2 separate regions of the Homo sapiens genome follow, and region 1 is linked to region 2. A link is a contact called in ENCODE Hi-C or POLR2A ChIA-PET data. All regions are on one chromosome and are shown on one strand. Each heading gives the region's core, a stretch centred on a gene start or an enhancer-like site at or near the end of the contact. The rest is flanking DNA. Distances are from core to core; before and after follow the strand shown.

Region 1 (5,162 bases), core at 93-2,592, 760 kb after region 2:
TAAGATTTAGGATGGTTTTTTAACACAGCAAAAGAAACAGATGTGTTCCTTGACACCACAGATCAAGAGGCAAGTGAACAGTCTTGGAATCTTATCTCCTTGTTTTTAGCTTTAACTTTGGTGCTCTGCTCTGCACAAAGGCCCGACAAGTAACAATTCCTTTGATCCCTGTAAATCTGATCAGGGCACAGTAGAGACATCTAGTCATTTTGACAGTACGTATATTTGAACAGAAACCTTTAGGGTAGCCGTCCAAATGTAAAGGTAGAAACAAGTGGGATGAGTAGCAGAGGAGAGATGGAATGGGAGGAGTCCCATTTAGGTTGAAGTGACACAGAGAATGAATGCTGGAGCAAGCGGGGTTGGCTCTGGAAGGACAGGGGCTCACATCAAGTGTGGAAGGTAACATTAAGGAGTGGGCCTGTGGTAACTGGCTCCAGATATCAGAGAGGCCAAGGGCTGTCTGAATTTCTCTGAAAACTAGAAGTTTCTACAAAGAGCACTAATAGAGAAATTGTGATTTCCAATATGGTGTGTATCTCAGGGATTACGTGTGTGTGTGTGATTATGGTGAGGGGAAAGAGAGAGAGAGAATGAATGAATGAATGCACAGAGACAACAAAATGGAGAGACTAAAAAAAAAATTTTCCTAGAGCTAAAAAGTAGATGACTTTTTAAAAAGGTTTATTTATTATTTCCCTTCTTTAACACTCTCATCTAAGCAGCTTAAGAATCCCTGTATTTAGGGTTTGGGAACTAGGGAAGAAGCGGGTGATTTCCTTTCCTGGCCTGCCTAAAGGCCAAAGCTGCTGCTGACATCAAGTTTCTGTCCAGCCCAGGCCAATTATCAGACAGAGTTAGGGCTCCAGGTGCAAACTCAGAACACAGTCAACTCCCATCCTTGCTACTGTAAGTAACAGAAATGAAAAATGTGAATGGAAACCATCAGGGAAAACTCGTGACAGCAGGAGGTGGTGCCCGGGTACAATGCACCCATCCACTGCATGACAGGGAAAGAGCGGGAAGAGTGGGGCAATCAGTCCTTGCCATCAGTCTTTGTCTCAGCTTTGAGAAGGACACTCCCAGCTGTCTGTTGCTGTGGTTCACAGACTAAATGGAGATTCCTTCTGTCCTGGCAGGTTCTCCTCAGTGGCCAAGCTCCACGGCAGGAACTGAGCCATAGTAAGTTTATTTCAGGCCAAAAAATCTTAACATACATCCCCATTAGTGGGTAGGGGTAGGAAGGTGGAGCTTTTTATTAGCAGGATGTTTGGACAGAGATGAGGATGTTGAAAGCAGGAGTCAACATTTCCCAAGGTTCTTTCTTAAAATACATTGTGTTTGACTTTGGAACTCCTGACTCACCCCCAGGCTGGGCATTCTGTCTTGGAGCTACTGTATTCCCAAGAGTGCTTGGGGAGACCAGCTCATTCCCCACCTACAGTATCCACAGAAACATCTGCTATAGCTTATTAGAAAGTCAAAACAACCAACCATCAATCCATCATGTTTTCTGTTTAATGACACATTCCTGTTGGCTGACGCATGCCCCTCCCCAAGGATCCCGCCCCCCGCTCCCGGACTGCCTGTGTGTGTGTGTCTGTAAAACTGTGAACTGATTTTGAGGATAGTTTGAACAGCTTCTTACATCCTAGTTTATTTAACCTTCTCACACGAATAGCAATACTTTTCTGTGGGGAATCACAGAATGATTACTGACTCATTAGATAAGCAGTGAGCCCTGGAAACAGGAAGCAAAAAGTGGGCTTTCAAAGCCAATTTCATTCCCTTCTCTTTTCATCCACAGGTGACACAGCATTGTAGAAAGAGTCTGTACTTGGAGTCAGTAGTCCTGGGTTCAGCTTGTAGTCCTGACAGGTACTGTGTGACCTGAGATAGCTAACTTGGCCTCTCTGAGTCTCAGTTTTCTCTTGCATAAAATGGGAATAATAATACCTATCCGGTTGGCTACAGAGGATTTTTTTAAGAGGTTAGAATAGAATACTGGGGTGGGAAGGCAGCTTAAAGAACATCTGATGCTTGAATTCCTTCCTATAATATCACCACAAATAAGCCATGCAACCTATCCTTGAACTCTTTCTGTGACAGGGAACTCATTCCCACAGACAGTCCAGTGCAATGTGAGACAGCCCTGATTTATTTTGAGCTGAAAAGTGCTTCCTTTAGCATTCCACCAATTGGTTCTTTTCCATGTAGATACATACAAACAAGTCCAATTCTCTTCTGAAAGAAGAGCTTTTAGAATCTGGAGGTACTAGCACGTCCCTGACATAGACAGAGCAGTCTCTGAGTCTTCTCTCTACCAGGCTCAGCTTTTGGTTCTCTTCACTATCGTAGTTATTGCACTCCAAAGGCACTTTAGGTAATTTTTAACCCTCAATGTAGCTTCTCTAGCACTGGATGTGGTATTCAGGATTTCTGAAATGGAGATAATGAATTGTGACATTCACCTCCCTTGTCCTAGATGCTATGCCTCTATTAATGCAGCTGACCCTTGAATTTGCTTTATTTAGTGGCCATATCCCAATAGCAGCCCTTCCTCCATAATCTTAGCTGCAAACATCTAACTTTCTGATCACCACCTCCTTTCTTTCCAGCTTATTCCACGTACTATCCAACTCAACAGTTTCTAAACCTCACCAGGACTTACTATCCATTGATCACCCTTTCACTGTCCCTTGTCCCTCCCCTTTACCACGTCCTCCCATTCTCTCCCCTTTTACCCAGCCTAGAGCTCATGATACAATTATAATCATTCCCTTGAATAGACTCTCAACTCCTTGCTCTTTCCCGTTTTCTCTTGCCTGGCAAAATCCCCAACCCTGATTACACCCTGCTCTCTTCGTCTTCCTGCCCTTGGACCCAGACAGTTGAACCTGGCTTGAGGAAGCAAGAAACAGGTTAACTAGCTTAAGTTAAATTCATAAACAGTAACCCCAAGGGGGCCCAGAGAGCTGCCCAGTGATCATGATCCAGCTTCCCAGTCTGGACATTCTCCCACTCTCCTAGATAACTAGGTCCCACTTCCTCTATCCTTAAACCTCCCCATCCTCACTCTATGCTGATGTCCTTGTCTTCAAGCAGATGGGACTCCCCCTCGCTCCCACCACCACATCTACCCACCTGCCCCATCAGTGCCCAGTACTCTGCCTTCCCTTTCTCCCTGTGGATGATTTTCTGTGCTCCAAGACTAAGCTCTTCAGGTGTGCACTGGATCCTTTTTCCTGCTTGCTTACTCAAGGACTTTTTCCCCCCATCCTACAGTCCATCATTCATTTTGTCTTTTGACAGGATCATTTCCACCTTATATAACCACAATATTATTTTGCTCTCATCTTAAAAAACAAAACACAACACCAACAAAACTCTTTTCTTATCTCCAGATAAGGAAACCCAGAAAAGTTTAGTAACCTGCCCAAGGTCACATATCTGAAAAGTGGAGGGGTCAAAGGTCAAATTACAGTTTGCCCACCCCTGAAGCCCACCCAGATGAGACTTTGTGCAGAGTTTGTGGGCTCCAGCCCACTGTTCTGGTTGGAGAAGCTGAGCTTGGACAAGGGAGCACTTTGCCAAGGATGGGCAGGCCATCTCTGCCAAACCTGTGCAATCTTCAGGCAGCAAGAAGGCTGGAGATTTGCAAGTGAGAGGGGAACATGCTTTGTCTTCAGAGGCCCACTGAGCTGCTGAAACTCTGGCTTGACCAGCTCTTCTCTCAGAGTAAACATGGGTGTGTGAGGGCTGTCATCAGGCCTCCATCCCAGCGGCACGTCAGCCACAGCAGTGTGAGCGGGTGGCCACGATGGCAGACAGATGGGGCAGGCAAGTGGGGTGGAAGCTGCCAGTACTGTGAAGCTTCCCCAGTGAAGAGATGACACCTCATAAATCTTGCAGGCCCAGAGCCCGTGTGGTCTGCCACAGTGCCTCATTAACACTTCCTTGTTCTCACATAGAGGTGGAAAATAACCAAATGTGACAAGCTGCCTTCCAAAGCCATTTCATCAGAAGGGCACACATTTTTCCTCCATCACTTGCAACATCCCTAATTGTGCTGAGAACCCTAAACAGCTCAGGCCAAGGGGGTTTTTCTCCTGGGACAATGATACTTAACTACCTCCAGATCACAGCCTTCAGCCATCAACCCTCTCATTCCCTCCCCTCACTGCTCCCAGGGATTCTCTCAGAGAATGAGCCCATTTGGTGTCCAGTCTTATCACTCCTAGGGGTCAAGTTGGAATTTTCAGAATACCTGGAAAAGCATGCATCTACTGCCTTTACTTTGTATATCAGCCAAAACCAGTGTTGACTTTAGTCACGGCATCTCTTAAAAGTCCTCTTTCAAAAGGGACAGACTGGTCCACTTACTTGTCTGTCACAGCCTGCATGAACTCATCCAGCAAGTCATCGTATGCCTTCCCGTGCACGCGCTGGTGTTTCAGGCCGATGTACAGAGGGTCTCTGAGCAGCTCCTGGAACAGACAGCACCCATTGACTGAGCCTACTCCCGGTGTTCCTGTTTTTTTTTTTTCCAACAAGTATCCAGGATTATTAGGAAGAACCAGAAGGTGGGAGGAGAGGGGGGAGTAAGAAGGTAACTGGATCCCCCCCGCCCAGGTGTCATTTCTGAAAGGGTCTGGAGGCTAAGCCAGTGATTGAGGTTGGACTCTTAGATGGTCCTCATTTTGGAAACCAAGGATGCTTTGAACCAGGCAAGCCTCTGTCAGACACAGTCTTTCAACCTCTGTCTGCAGGCTTTAGGGTTATTTCAGGATTTCTCAACAGTGGCATTACTGACATTTTGGCTGGGATAATTCTTTAACGTGAGGCCTGACGTGCACACTGTAGGATATTTATCAGCATCTCTGGCCTCTAGCCACTAGATGCCAGTAACACTCGCAGTTGTGGCCATCAAAAATGACTTCAAGGCCTGATGCGGTGGCTCACGCCTGTAATCTCAGCACTTCGGAAGGCCAAGGTGGAAGGTTCTCTTGAGCCCGGGAGTCTGAGGCTGTCCTAGCCAACCCAGTGAGACCCCATCTCTACAAAAAATTTTTAAAAATTAGCTGGGCATGGTGGTGTATGTCTTTGGTCCCAGCTGCTCAGGAGGCTGCGGCAGGAGGCTCACTTGACCTTGGGAGGCCAAG
Region 2 (4,813 bases), core at 2,165-4,664:
CTGGCTTTATTCTTGCCATTACATTAATTAATTATTAATTAATTAAATTTATTTACTTTAGAGATTAAATAAATTTAGAGATTTAATTAGAGATTTATAAATAAATATGTATGGTTTTAGAGATTGATATTTCAATTTCTTTCTTTTTTTTATTAACAACAAAATTTTTTAGAGGGGCTTCAACTTAACTGAATAGGATTAAAGGTGGATTCTTTGGTCAGTGTTCAAGAAGAGACCCTATAGCTACTTACAAAGGAGTCCACACCTCAAAGTAAGCCACTCAGTAAAGCTTATCTATTTTCACTGGAACGAAAAGGAGCTAAACAAATGACAAATTCTACTAAACTACAAGGAAGGCAATCAGCATCAGTTGTGCAACTTTGGTTAAAATGTCCCAGCCAAAAAACATTCTCTATCATTTCATCATTTTAATCAGGTAGCTTCTCATTCCTATTTGCTCTGGGGTTTCTCTGCTAAAATGTCCACATGTTGATTAAATAGCAAACTGAGACAAGCCCTACATTTTACAGCCTGGCCGCCAAAACCAACGCCCCCACGTTCATGTAGATGAATGTGGAGATCGACTCAGGTCATCAACTTAGCCAAGGCTGGAGCCAGAGAAATGTACCTGGCCAGGCAATGCCCTTAGGTGGCATCAGGTGAGTCATCTGGCCAAAGTCATACTCTAGAAAGGGAAGATTGTGCATATAATTGAAAATGAGAGGGAGAAAGTGGCAACAAAACACCACAGCACAAGGTATCTGAGGGAAGGAAAGTTCCGGCCTTGTATTTTGTCCCTAGCATTTAGCCACCACTGTGGTAAGATATTGCTCCCGAATGGGAAATTTGTGTCCATCTGTGGCACATCTTTGCGACAAATCTTACCAGACTTCTATAAAGGTTGCCAATTAAGGAAGAAATTCTAAATATTTCCAGGAGGAAAACTAGCTTAAATGTATTAAAGGTACTTTCCAAACCCAAAAAGTCATTTAAAAAGTATTTTTTGAAACCTAAAAGTTCTATAGGTAGATTAAAGAGAAGTCAACTCAGACTCTGAAACAGCCTTATAGGAAAGCTGTTTTACGTAATGCATTTGATTAAAAAATATAAATAATTTTTTTAATTAAGAAAGTCTCAGGAACACAGAAGTGGTAAGAAGAATTTAACATCATTTAAGAATTATGTAATGCATTTGATTAAAAAATATAAATAATTTTTTTAATTAAGAAAGTCTCAGGAACACAGAAGTGGTAAGAAGAATTTAACATCATTTAAGAATATCAAATTAATCCCAATTAAAAAAAATCATCCTTTACATCAGCATTCCATAAAGCAGACTCACTGTGAGTTAAAAAATTTTAAATGCTCACTGGAAGGATTTCTCCAGCTCTCTGCATTAGAACTGGTGTTTCCATCTGAAAAATCAGACTCAGAGAAACCTTCTTTTTCTTCCTCTTTCTCTTGTTTCATATATGGCGATGCTAGAGTCAATTCAACTTTACTTGTTTTTGTAGAGTTTTCTTTGTTCATCAGGAGAGGAATGGGTTGCCTATTTCTGGACACACTAATTGCTTCAGAAGCCTCTCCAAAGCCAGGTTCCTGAAGAGTCCCTTGTCCCCCTGCAACCCCACTTTCACTGTCCCTGTCCTCTGGGGGGGTTACAGTTTTAATGGTCCCTATTTCATGAGCCACATAAAGTTGTGGGGTTCTAGGGATCTCAACTCCACTTCTGGAACCACAAAAATCTACCAATAAATCAGTCACAAGTGCGTCTCCTCCCAACATTTTATCACATTGGTTGACTTGAGATTCCAAACCATTACTTTTATCCTTCATTTCAGAGGTCTGTGAGGCTGCCCTGTAAAAATGGGGCACTGTCCCCAAGAACCTGGTCTGCTCTGACTGTGAGGACTCCTTCTCGTGAGTTTCTTCTCTCACTGACACCTGGGGCTGATAAGGAGGAGCTTCAGTTATTTCTTTAAGAAGTTTCTCAAAACCAGCATCAAAAGCACTCTCAGTTATTAACGGAGCCTCGGCCTTTTCTACTGTTTCTTTTAATTCCTCAGGATGGCATTCAGAAGTGGCTCGCCTGGGCTCCTCTGTACTACCTATTAACTTTGATGGAGAAAGATTCCCTGTATCACTTTCATATTTTGAGGGGAAGGTTTCAGTTTCTTCCTTCAGTAGTTTTTCTAAGCCAGCACTGAATTCGAGGAACTCTGATTTGGGTTGAACAATTGTTTCCCTCACAATTTCTTCCACTTCCTGAGGGAGGCCTTTGCCATATTGAGCAACAATGGAAGCAAATGAGCTAAGCGTCTGGTCTGATGGAGACATTTGGGCAGCTAAATAAGATCCAACTTCATGAGTTTTATCAGGAACTACATTGGAGGAATAAAAATCCTTCCTGTCTGGAACTATGGTGTCCATCGTAGCCCATGGTGATATCACTCCTGGAGGATTTAGGGGGCTACATACTGGCTGTACTGCTTCAGGAAATTCTGGGTTCACTTCTCCAGGACCTACTTCCCTTCCAGCTGGATAACTTAACCATACTTCTCCACACAGCTTCTGTAATGCAGCACTTACATCATTCAATACAGGTCTGGGTGGAAGAATGACTTTCTCTACAGTCTCCGAAATTTCCGTTTGAGAAGGGTGTACCCTAGCCTGGGGAACAAGATGAGCATCCTGGGGAAAAAGCATATCTTGGGGAGGGCTGGCCACATCCCCAAAAGAACCCTTTCTGGAAAGCTGGGAAGTTGGATCCAATGGATGAGAATCTTCTGCAGCCATCTGAATCAAATTCTGTGTGCTTAGCTGGCACTCACCACTTTCAGCTTTCTTGAGGAGAGCTGTATTTCCAAAAGTTTCATCTCTCACTGGAAAAGGAGCTAGTATTTCTCTCTTATCAGCTGAAGTATTGTGACTCTGTTCTATCCCTTTTCCAAAAAATCTCCCCTCTTCCAGCTTAGAGTTGGTTCCAGTGATAACAGGCGCCAACTTGGCTTGCAAGGGAGAGGGTGAAGTTCCAGTTGCTTCCTTCAGGAGTTTGTCTAGACTAGCAGTCAAAGAGTTCCGTTTAACCTTTGGATGAACTACTGTTTTGTCAACATGCTCATTAATGATCTTCTCAGGTCCTTTGACTTCTTCCTCAGTATCAGCAAAATCTGTTTTTTGAGGCCATGTCCTATTTTCAGAAACACTTGGTTCAAGCACTTGTTTTCCATGAACTTTTCCACCAGAGGGTTGAATTGCTGGTGTTGAGGTTTCTGAAAGCAGTTTCTGCAAGCTGTCATTAAAAGTGTCTTTGCAGTCTTTAGACAAAACATTGGTTTTTATTATGGATTCTTGAATCTCTTGTTCTGAGTAATCCTTTTCTTCCTTAAACACTGGAGTAACAATCCCTTCCGTATTCTTTTCCACATTTTCCTTTGATGACTCATTTCCTGGCAACTGATAAGTATACTTTCTAAGTGGACTCAAAGGAAATGTGATTTCATCTGGTAGCACCTGGAGTATGCCCTTTGAATTTAATTTCTCCATTTCCTCTCTTGCCATAACTTTTTTTGGGCTTAGAAGCACCTCTGCTTCATGGGTATTTTTACCTGATAATTTAATGTCGCTGAATTCCTTGTGTTTCTGCCTATTAAAAGGTGCAGAATTTTTTTGGCTTGTGGTGGTAATATTCTTGTCATTATCCTTACTGTTTGAATTAGCTTCTAAGTCCCAAAACTTTCTCAAATTCTCAAACTGAGAGGGATTATAGACCTGTTCTGCATTGGGTTCATCCATTCTTTCTTTTAGGGACATAACTTTAAAGTTGGCATTTGATTCACGAACTAGAGGTCTGTCTTTCTCCAATGGAGCATGTCGTTCACTCCCGACATTTGAGGGAGGTTGCAGTGCTGGTAAAGTAATGTTTCTTCTAGAAGGCAAACTGTCTGCCACTTGTGATCTTTTTATAGGCTCATTTTTCTTATTCTGAAACAGAGACACTTTATCTGATTGCTCAGCTGAAAGATAGTATCTGGATGGACCTGCTATTTGTGGCTTGGTCTCTTTAGATTTATTTGAGGAATAAGAATTGGAGAGCTGGGATGCTTGATCATCCTCATCTAAGACCACTCGTTTGGGAATGGCCTGATTATATTCACTCTGGTCTGTAGATAAACTGTCCATGGATGATACACCCTGTGACTTCTTCACAGGCTGATATGCTTTAGCAGAAGGTTGTTCCTGGCTACATGAAGATGTGGGTTTTTCATGAGTTATCTTAGCACCAGCTTTCTCTCCTTCCCAAAAGGATATTCTGTCACTCACTCTTTTGTATTTCTCTCTCTGCACTTGGTTCTTGGGAACCTCACCAGCTTCTTGCTGGAATTGGACCTCAGGCTTCTTCCAAGGAGAGCCATTGTTGGCAACCCCAGGTGTTGACTTAATATTCTCTGGCTCTAAGGAGGCTTTCAGGATATAGGTATTTCCTACTTTGCTCTTTCTCTCTGCATTCATGTTATCTTTCAAACCTGGTTCTTTGACAACTGTTGAAGAGTCAAAATTCACTTCTGAGTGTCCTCTATTTTCTTCATGAGCATGAAACTTGGGTTCTTCTTCACCCAAGTTGCCAATATTATTAGTGTTGCATGGAACTTGGTTTTCTGCATCAGATTCCTTGAGAACACTGTAGGAATAGTTACTATTTGAAGGAGATGCCCCATTCCCTTTTCCTGGGCTTTTTGAATCTTGGCTATAGTCCATATTTTTACTCCCTTGACTTGGGGTGCCATAGCTTTCAAATGGTTGCAATATACCT

The links. A loop is a pair of places that touch in the nucleus more often than their neighbours do. ChIA-PET counts read pairs that join two places held with the same protein, here RNA polymerase II (POLR2A).
Region 1: a map with no recorded cell type shows a loop between it and region 2 (2.3-fold over the local background). The contact joins two enhancer-like sites. A Hi-C loop is called at or near these places in 1 of 37 single-sample maps with no recorded cell type. POLR2A ChIA-PET finds 5 or more read pairs at or near these places in 1 of 52 experiments (activated CD8-positive, alpha-beta memory T cell).

The regions. Positions count from the first base shown.
Region 1 is chr11:86,482,954-86,488,115 of GRCh38, forward strand. It overlaps ME3 (malic enzyme 3), which reads right to left. Exons shown (of 15, transcript NM_001161586.3): 7 at 4,384-4,487. Among named protein-coding and RNA genes, the nearest start is that of CCDC81, 110 kb to the left of the region's middle. RefSeq lists an enhancer at 1,414-1,708. Within about 2 kb of position 1,343, at least 12 of the 41 ENCODE cell types and tissues checked have a DNase peak (open chromatin) inside an H3K27ac peak, as active enhancers do.
Region 2 is chr11:85,722,662-85,727,474 of GRCh38, forward strand. It overlaps SYTL2 (synaptotagmin like 2), which reads right to left. Exons shown (of 20, transcript NM_206927.4): 8 at 1,371-4,813. Among named protein-coding and RNA genes, the nearest start is that of CCDC89, 39 kb to the left of the region's middle. Within about 2 kb of position 3,415, at least 5 of the 41 ENCODE cell types and tissues checked have a DNase peak (open chromatin) inside an H3K27ac peak, as active enhancers do.